Linked DNA regions of Homo sapiens: region 1 is linked to region 2. Evidence: chromatin loops called from intact Hi-C (ENCODE). Cell type or tissue: heart right ventricle. All regions are shown on one strand. Each heading gives the region's core, and the rest is flanking DNA. Links, peaks and the distances in the headings are about the cores only. Region 1 overlaps LOC107986045 (a long non-coding RNA gene). Region 2 overlaps TM4SF4 (transmembrane 4 L six family member 4).

The links. Hi-C counts contacts between places; a loop is a spot of excess contacts. Peaks named below come from ENCODE experiments on the same cell type or tissue, not always from the same donor. Only the 100,000 strongest peaks of a DNase experiment are listed, where the experiment ranks them.
Region 1: it touches region 2 in a loop (5-fold over the local background); 24 of 110 quality-filtered maps call a loop at or near these places.

What each region holds. Positions count from the first base shown.
Region 1 is chr3:148,953,648-148,958,037 of GRCh38, forward strand. LOC107986045 (a long non-coding RNA gene) reads left to right here. Exons shown (of 3, transcript XR_001740565.2): 3 at 1,935-2,441. Among named protein-coding and RNA genes, the nearest start is that of GYG1, 36 kb to the right of the region's middle. RefSeq lists an enhancer at 3,864-4,365. In heart right ventricle, for the core only: CTCF peaks have their summits at 2,005 (motif pointing right) and 4,205; DNase peaks (open chromatin) are centred at 2,029 and 2,553; H3K27ac peaks cover 1,087 bases.
Region 2 is chr3:149,477,847-149,482,236 of GRCh38, forward strand. The region is part of intron 2 of TM4SF4 (transmembrane 4 L six family member 4); the gene reads left to right. Among named protein-coding and RNA genes, the nearest start is that of TM4SF4, 5.3 kb to the left of the region's middle. RefSeq lists an enhancer at 2,556-2,850. In heart right ventricle, for the core only: CTCF peaks have their summits at 2,754 (motif pointing left) and 2,966; a DNase peak (open chromatin) is centred at 2,715; H3K27ac peaks cover 1,642 bases.

The DNA of each region.
Region 1 (4,390 bases), core at 206-4,205, 520 kb before region 2:
ATTAATTACTTTAGAGATAGAGAAACTGAAGCTCAGAACACATACATTGCTCATTCTGGAACATCACCCATGAATGACAGAGCCAATGGAACTCAGGAGCCTTCACCCTGTCCCGTCAGTCTTGCCGCTTCCCTCACTGGTTGCTCCTCACTGCCATTTTGAGCATTATGTTTAACTGATATCCTTGATCTAGCAACTCTGCTCCTACCAAAAAAAAAAAAACGGAAGCAGAATTGAAAAGCTCAATTGCCTGCCATCTGTGTATATGTACAGCCCTTGTGTCTCCAGCCACAGTTGGTTACTGAGACTAGCTCAGAACTGAGCAGGCTCAGAGCTACATTAAGCCTCTGTTCCTCCAAGTCCATTTGAGATTTTTAATTTCAAATCAGAAAAACAGTGCCTACATCAGTGTTTCTCAGGGTGTAATCTAAGAATTTTGTGGATACCTCTCGCTCCAAAGCCCCCTTAGGAATTCTTGAGTTTAGAAGATATTTTTGGACAAGGTATAGTGAACCAAAGCTGGAACCTAGAAATAGATGTCCTATGAGAAAGAAAGCTTATCAGTTCTAATTTAAAAGTTAGAAGTCCTTTCTTTAGTACATGATTGAGAGTTAAAACCAATACTGGAAAAAGAAATGAAAAAAGCGACCAGATTTATGCAGATAAATTTGCATAGGCAGTTAAAAATAAAATAAATATTTTAAATAAAGTAAAATAAGCAACACCATATATACCTGATGAGAAGCATCCCCTAAAATATCACTGACATGTTTTATCTGAATTTATAGCCAAGAGATGGACACAGGAAGACTGCTGTAGCTCACAAATGAATTCTCTCTTTCCTCTCTGCCTCCCATCTCCTTCTCCTACTTTGTATTAAAGCTTTTCTTATGCAAAAGATCCAGGACATAGAAGAAAACAGAAAATTTCATTAACAAATTTTCTAAAATAAAACAAAATACAACCTTAAAGGCCATTGGGACACTAAGTAACATCCTGAGCTGTATATATGCAAGATTATGGGTTAGAGCCCACAGAGAAAAGTCACAAGAGACCAGAATGGAAGAATGATTTCTGGAGAGTCTCATGAAATATAACTCTCCCTTTATATGGAGGAAAATTGTTTCTATTGAATCTATGATTTCTAGCAAACCCCACACAGAATTGTGCATTGGTATTCCACAATTAAAACCAATTTTAATTACTTGAAGCTAGATATATAGAGCCTCTCAAAATGTTCCTTGTAAAAGAAAATTTTTCCCTTGACATAGAAAAAAAAATGGAGAAAACTGACATATTTTCATGTCCCTTTTAGATCTAAAATTATTTTTGGGGTTTAGTAGAAGAAATATATTAAACCCATCACGATTTGCTCATCATAGAGCCCTGGATCTAGTACATAAAGAGATGTGACTGTTACAGGAACAATTCGAGTTGAGGAGGCATTGATTTTTCTCACATTTGGGCTTGAATAACCAAAGAAATTCCTTCATGTCCCCCTATAACCACCTGTTCACATCTCAGTTATTTGTCAGCTGATGTTGTAATTTTCTGTTACTCATCTATATTTCCCACGACATTCTTAGCAAAGGCAAGGGCTGTATCTCATTTATGATCTTGGAGGGCCTAGGAGAATGCTTGGCCCTCAAATATTCAATAAATTGAGTAGGCACTTAATAAATGGCATAGAAACAGAAGCATAAAAGTGACCAGACGAACCCATTGCAACACCCGTTCCAAGCTCTGAAATGCTACTATTTTTACCTGTTTTTCTGGATTCGCAAAAGGCTAAGTGTAAATCCCAAAGAAAGTCTGGGTCCGAAATTTCAGAAAATATGGCCAAGTAAGAATTAGAACTGTGGAAGGGGTTCTAGAAACACTGGGTGAAATGAATGTATCCTCAATGGTATTTTTTTGCTTTTTTTCTTTGCTAGTTTATTTCATCAAAAAGATCGGAAGCCTAAAAACAGCATTGTTAGGGAACTGGCAGCTCAAGACAAAGAAGCCGAACCAGAAGAGGGCACTCTTACCACAGAGATTTACAGCTAATGGTTTTTTTTTTTTTTTTTTTTTAATGTTTGCCCCTCAGCAGGGCCAACAGAGAAAGCAGGACATTCTTTCCTAAGGAGCTCATAACTCTCCCAGCCAAGCAAGAAGGAAAAGGCAAAACACCAAGGGTGAAAACTTAGCAGAGAATGCCAAAGGCAATGACCGTGCTCTCTGACCATCACACGCTGGAGGCAGAGCTTTATATGGTTCTCAAAGGATTGTTTACCTCCTCCTCACTAAACCTTAAAAAAAAATGTATTCCAAAAACGAATTACACCAAGCCAACCCACATTACTCAGTCTACGAAGCCAACCCACATTCTGGCCTGTACTGCCTTTCAACTCTTCCTATTTCCACTTGCTGGAATAAATCATTTCACTCTAGGGCCAAAACAGGTTTGATTTCATCTGTCAGAGGCCTGTAACATTAAGCGGCAGTGTGGTGCTTGTTAGAGGAGGAGCACTTGTATTCTCCCGGATCCCCTGTGGAACCGCCTGGGCTTCTGAGCTAGGGAAGCAGATAAACCCTGTCCCTGCCTTCACCCTTCTTTGGGGACAGTTATAGGCTGACGGTCTGAACTTTGGGAGAGACAGGACTTCGGTTATCCCTCTCCACTGAGGGCTGCCACCGCACACAATTGATCCAGAGATTGGGAGATGGGTAATCCATCTCATCCTGTCCCTAAAGCCCTGTCTTCCGCAGTCAGCTCTGTTTGAGGACTTCATTTGTGTACTGGTCCAAAATGTGCCCTTCTCCTAGCCTGTGTATGACTAGGAGACTACTTCAACTTCCTTGCCCACAATTCTTCTCATTGCTTACTCTAGCCAGACCGGCCTCTATGTTGTTCTTTGAACACAATTGTGTTCTTGCCTCAGGGCCTTTGCACTTTGATTGTCCCTCTATCTAGAATTATATTCTCTCAGATACCACATGGTTCACCCTCTCGCTTTCATTCAGGGTTATGCCCGAATGTCATGCCTTCCCTGAGCACGCACATCTACACTAGCACCCACAGTATTACACTCTATCCCGACACTGCTGTATTTTCTTCATAGCACTCCTCACTGCCTAACGTTGTTATAAATCTAATCATCTATTTCTGTCAACTCCGCAAAGGCAGAGACTGACTTCTATTTGTCCACAATTGGATCTGCCGTGCCTCGACACAACGGATGTTCTCAGTAAACAGAGAATTAATCAATTAAAATATATCTTTCAGCCCCTGGGTTCCCTCTTCCAGCTTCTCAGGTACTCCTCATTCACTCCAGAATTAAACTAAATCCTATGGCGTGGCATTCAGGGCTCTGATCAGACCCTGTCCTCCCTTTCTGGCCCTGTCTCCGATTGCACACCCTCCACCTGCAACGTACCCTGGAACTCCAGTCAAACCTGGATTACCATCCACTTTCATGCCTGGATGCCTTTGCTCCTGCCCTTCATTCCCTCACCACTTGCTGAAATCCTCCTAATCTCTGAACACCCATCTGACACGCTCACTCCTCACAATGAAGAGGCATTGTCCCTCCCATCCCAGCCACAGACAGTTCTTCTGTCCTCCAATGCCAGTTTGTACATCACTTGTATGATGCCCTCTGTTACAAATTATTTCTCTCTCTAACTTTCTCTGCCAGTAGACAAAGTAGAGGAACAGGATAATTCGCTCTTTTAACTTCCACACATAGAGCAGGGGCCTCGACACAGATAACCTCAGAAGCTAGGCACAAAGTAAGTGAGGTGCATGGCTGGCTTCATCAGCTCAGGCTGCCATAACAAAATGGCACGGACTGAGTAGCTTAAACAACACAAACTTATTTTCTCACAGTTCTGGAGGCTGGAAGTCCAAGTTCAAGGTTCCATCAAGGTGAGTTTCTAGTGGGGCCTCCCTTCCTAGCTTGTAGCTACCTTTTCACTGTTCCCTACAAGGTCTTTCCCCTGAATGCATGCAGAGAGAGAGCTCTCTAGTGTCTCTTCCCCTTACCCTCGTGACCTCATTTAACCTTAATTGCTTCCTTGAAGGCCCTATCTTCATTCAAATCAGTCACTATGGAGGTTAGGGGTTCAACATGTGAATGACAGGAAGTGAGGACACAACTCAGTCCTCAACAATAGGCAAGGCAGGACTCAAAGGAACTGGAGGGGAGTCCCCCATCCATAGGGGGAGCTGCTGCTCAGCTCCAGCACATGGTTCCAGGCCTGACATGCAAGCCCACTATTCCTAAACCGCCAGTTTCACAGAAGCTGGAACTCTGGATGATTCCTAAATCAAATTTCTCATTTTGAAATGAGAGTCAGTAACTAATTAAAACATTATTTTTAACAGTGTGAGCAAAACAAGCCCTGT
Region 2 (4,390 bases), core at 300-4,299:
GGGGGATAGAAGTTGGAGATGAGGATTTTTTTTTTAATTAGCTATTAAGAAAATAGGATGAAAAGAAAGAAGAGTCATTTATTTTAGAAATCTAAAATTTCACACCTGGTGCTGAGTAAAAGGCTAAAGACTGGCTAATATAAAAATAAGGGATCTTTTGTTTGCTTGATTTTTGTTTTTAGGTTTACATATAACCACAGTGAGAAGTGAGATAGCATTCTAAGTATTACACAAAACTTGGTTTTTAAAATCAGATGTAAATGAAATCCAAGATGAAGGCAAAAAAAGTTTGTCTTTTTGTTGTTGTTGTTTGTTTGAGATGGAGTTTAGCTCTTGTTGCCCAGGCTGGAGCGCAATGGCGCGATCTCGGCTCACTGCAACCTCTGCCTCTTGGGTTCAAGCGATTCTCCTGCCTCAGCCTCCCAAGTAGCTGGGATTACAGCCATGTGCCACCATGCCCAGCTAATTTTGTATTTTTAGTAGAGATGCTGTTTCTCCATGTTAGCCAGGCTGGTCTGGAACTCCCAGCCTCAGGTGATCCACCCACCTCGTCATCCCAAAGTGCTGGCATTACAGTCATGAGCCACTACACCTGGCCGGAAAAAAAATGTTTTTATAAGCACATTTCATTAAAAAAAATTTTGAGTCAATAGGATCTGAAATATTTGGGCTTCCCAATATAGGTTGTCTGTGGGGGCTGTCTAAGCCTCCATGTGGAACCTGCCCTTGGCATGAATTGAGGATAACTCCTCCAAATGACCAACTGACCATCCAAATCATGAGGCAGTGTCCATCAAAGGACCAGCTGTGCCAGATTGTAAACCAAGGCACCTAGCACGGCTGCCCTGGGCCAGGGTCGACCACATGCTGGGTAGCCAGCAGAAGGATTTCTTGTCTTTGATTTTTTTGTTTTGTTCTATTTTGTTTTTTTGAGGCGAAGTCTCGCTCTTGTCCCCCAGCAGGCTGGAGTGAGATGATGCAATCTCAGCTCACTGCAACCTCCACCTCTTGGGTACAAGCAATTCTCCTGCCTTAGCCTCCCGAGTAGCTGGGATTACAAGTGCTTGCCACCATGCTCGGCTAATTTTTTTTGTATTTTTGTTAGAGACGGGGTTTCACCATGTTGGCCAGGCTGGTCTCGAACTCCTGACCTCAGGTGATCTGCCTGCCTTAACCTCCCAAAGTGCTGGGATTACAGGCGTGAGCCACTGCGCCTGGCCGATTGTTCTGTTTTTTAATCAGCTCCCAATTTTTAAAAATTCAGAGAGAGAACATTTTTTCCCCAAGAAATAAAAAATTAATCTGGCACCCCTAGCCTGCATTTTGGCACAACAGCACCCTTCACTGGGCCTGGCTGAGCTCCACAGGGCCCACCCTGGCTGCTCTACTCAGTTAGGGTCCCTTCCCTGCCCCTAAGACCATTGAGCTCATGCCCCCTGCTTCAGACTCTTGTTTGCTTAATGTTATGTTCTAAGGCTTTGGAGCATCAAACAATAATCATTTCTTTTTCTTTTCTTTTCTTTTTTTTTTTTTTGAGGTTATTGGGGGGTCTCACTATGTTGCCCAGGTTGGTCCCAAACTTCTGGAACTCCTGAACTCAAGCAATCCTCCCCACTCAGCCTCCTGAGTAGCTGGTGCTACAGGTGCTCACCACCTCACCTGGCTAATCATTTCTCCAAAATGAGGTATTTGCATTTTGTCAGACAAGAAGCAAAAACTGCAGACTAATTTGGGGAGAACTAAACTGCTGAAGTTCTGAATTATTTTCCAAAGGCTCACGCATTCCCCTCCAGGCCCCAGCTCCTTCGGGGACACGGGGCTTCTGTGGAGCACTGCAATAGGGAGCATTGCATAGGAAGCCCTGCAGGTGGAAAGGCCTGTGAGGCAGACACAGACTGGGCCACCAGCTGCTGGGCTGAATCCTCTGTCCTCTCTACAGTCTGCTTTCTGTCATTTATTTTCCCGGTTCCTCTCTCTCTTCTCTCATCTGCATTATATCTTTCTGGAACATTCCCCAGAGGCCAACTGCACCATTCTCTTCCCTTTCCTCGGGTAGCAAAACCAAGTAGGAGATAGGAGAAGCAGGATGTGGTGGCTGCAGAGATAAAGCAAGACAATAAGCTGGAAAGAATCTTGGATCACCTGATTCATAGTTTCTTGGTAAAGCCGAGAAAATGGCTCTCCTCTGAGGCAGAGCAAGACTGAAGCTGAGCTCCAAAGGCCTGCGCTCTTTCAAATAAATTAGGCTAAAGGAGAGCCGGGAAAAGTGAGCCCTGGAGCAAAAATAGTAAGAACCCCGGCCTGGGTTTGTTTTCAGGTCACAGCTTCTTCCTCCCAAACCCGAGATTCCCAGTGGCTTCTTGGCAGCATGTCGGTGGCTGGTCAGCATCTCTTGCCCTCTAATCCTTCTAAAAAATGGATCTCTTGGGGCGCAGTGGGGGAGCAAATTAATTTTGTCAACTCGTTTATGTTAAGTACGTATTTTATTAAGAGCCTTTTGTAAATCTTGGATTTGACTCAAAGGAGTGTCTTTAATAATGAGACCAAAGGTAGACTGATGAGGATATGTGTTGGGTAGGCATGTATTTCACCATCCTTAAAGCATATTAGATAGATCAAGGCCCGCCCCACCCACAGGCAGGGCCAGATGATCAACCTCCCTGTTTTGAAGAAAGGTCTTGGTCAGGTCCTAATGCGGTCTGTGTGTTGTGGTCAGCACTTCTTCCCGTGCCTGGCTCATCAGTGCCCCCTAGAGACACCTCCTGAGTGAGCGTTTCTGGGGACTCCCTCTTGCAGAGGTCCTGCAGGCCAAAAGCATCCCTAATCTACCTCCTCATTCCTTGGAATGACAGCCAACTTGAGGAATATTTTAGAAAGACATTTCCTTTAGAGAAATGGAATATATTGAAAGAAAAAAAAATAAAGTATGGAATTTTATTTCTTCTTTTTTCCAGATGTTTTCTCCCTAAGCTCCTATTTTTATTCTACTTCTACATATTTTATTTTATTTTTATTTATTTATATTTTGAGACAGAGTCTTGCACTGTTGCCCGGGCTGGTGTGCAAGAGGTTGGCGCGATCTCGGCTCGCTGCAACCTCCGCCTCCTGGATTCACGCGATTCTCCTGTCTCAGCCTCCCGGGTAGCTGGGATTACAGGCGCCGGCCACCACGCCCAGCTAATTTTTTGTATTTTTAGTAGAGACTGCATTTCACTATGTTGGCCAGGCTGGTCTCAAACTTCTGACCTCTTGATCTGCCTGCCTTAGCCTCCCAAAGTGCTGGGATTACAGTAGTGAGCCACCACGCCGGCATCTTCAGTAAATATTTTCTATGCTTCAAAATCCTCTGCTACAAAATGGATCCTGGCAGTTACTGTCTCTCATAAGGATGTTGTAAGTTCTAGGGGAAGATTTTGCAAGCATTTGGTGTAAGGGAAGTACCAACTAAGTGCCTAGGGTATGGAGGACACATAGATCCTCAATAAGTACTTGCTGGATGGATGAAGTAAGTGAACACCTAGGAGAGGAAACGGGCTTCCATATTTATCACACTCAATCCTCACAATAACCCTGTGAATTCAGCATTAAACTCCTCATTTTATAAATGAGGAAACTGGGGCTACTGCAAGTTAAGTTTCTGACTGCCACTTCCCCCACTCCCTTCCCAAGCCTAGCACAGGCAAAAAATAGAGGATATTAATTTTTAAGAAGAAAAAACACTTCAGGTAATCTCTATTCCTCCTTACTAAGGAGGAATGTCCATGCCCTAAGGACATGCTTTGGCCAACATAAGCACCTACATGACCCCAGGACACACCATGTGTGGAGACAGCTGGGATCTGATGGTACCTGTCTGTCTCCAGAGCCCAACAGAAAGGGAGATCTTCAAGCTGGCAATTGGTGAGTTAGAGGACATATGATCTCAGGCCTTCTTATCTACTCTTTCAAGGGAAACATTTGCAGTGTATGCTATATACATTTCTTTAACCATGTGAGCAGAATATGTGCACTGAGCAGCTGCGAGGGAATTAGCCCGTTGAATTTTTTCTCTCCAGAGTTATGCTCTCTGTATTTGTGGAAAGTAAGTGTGTGTGAGGATATGATAACAAAAATACTATAATATAATAATGACATTGATCAAGTGCTTGTTAATGTCATGGGAAATTATCCAAACCTTGGGAACAGGAAAAATAATTCTAGGTGTCCTATCAGTGAGGCACTGGGGATTACTAGCAGCCTATCCCACGTGGGGATGATCTGATTTTCGAGAGGTGTGTGCCTTTACTAATTAGGCTATCTTACATATTATCTGTAAGGCAGGTACTTATTAATGAGCCTTATTTTACAGAAGAAGAACTGGAATAAAAAAGATTAACTTCCCAAGATCATG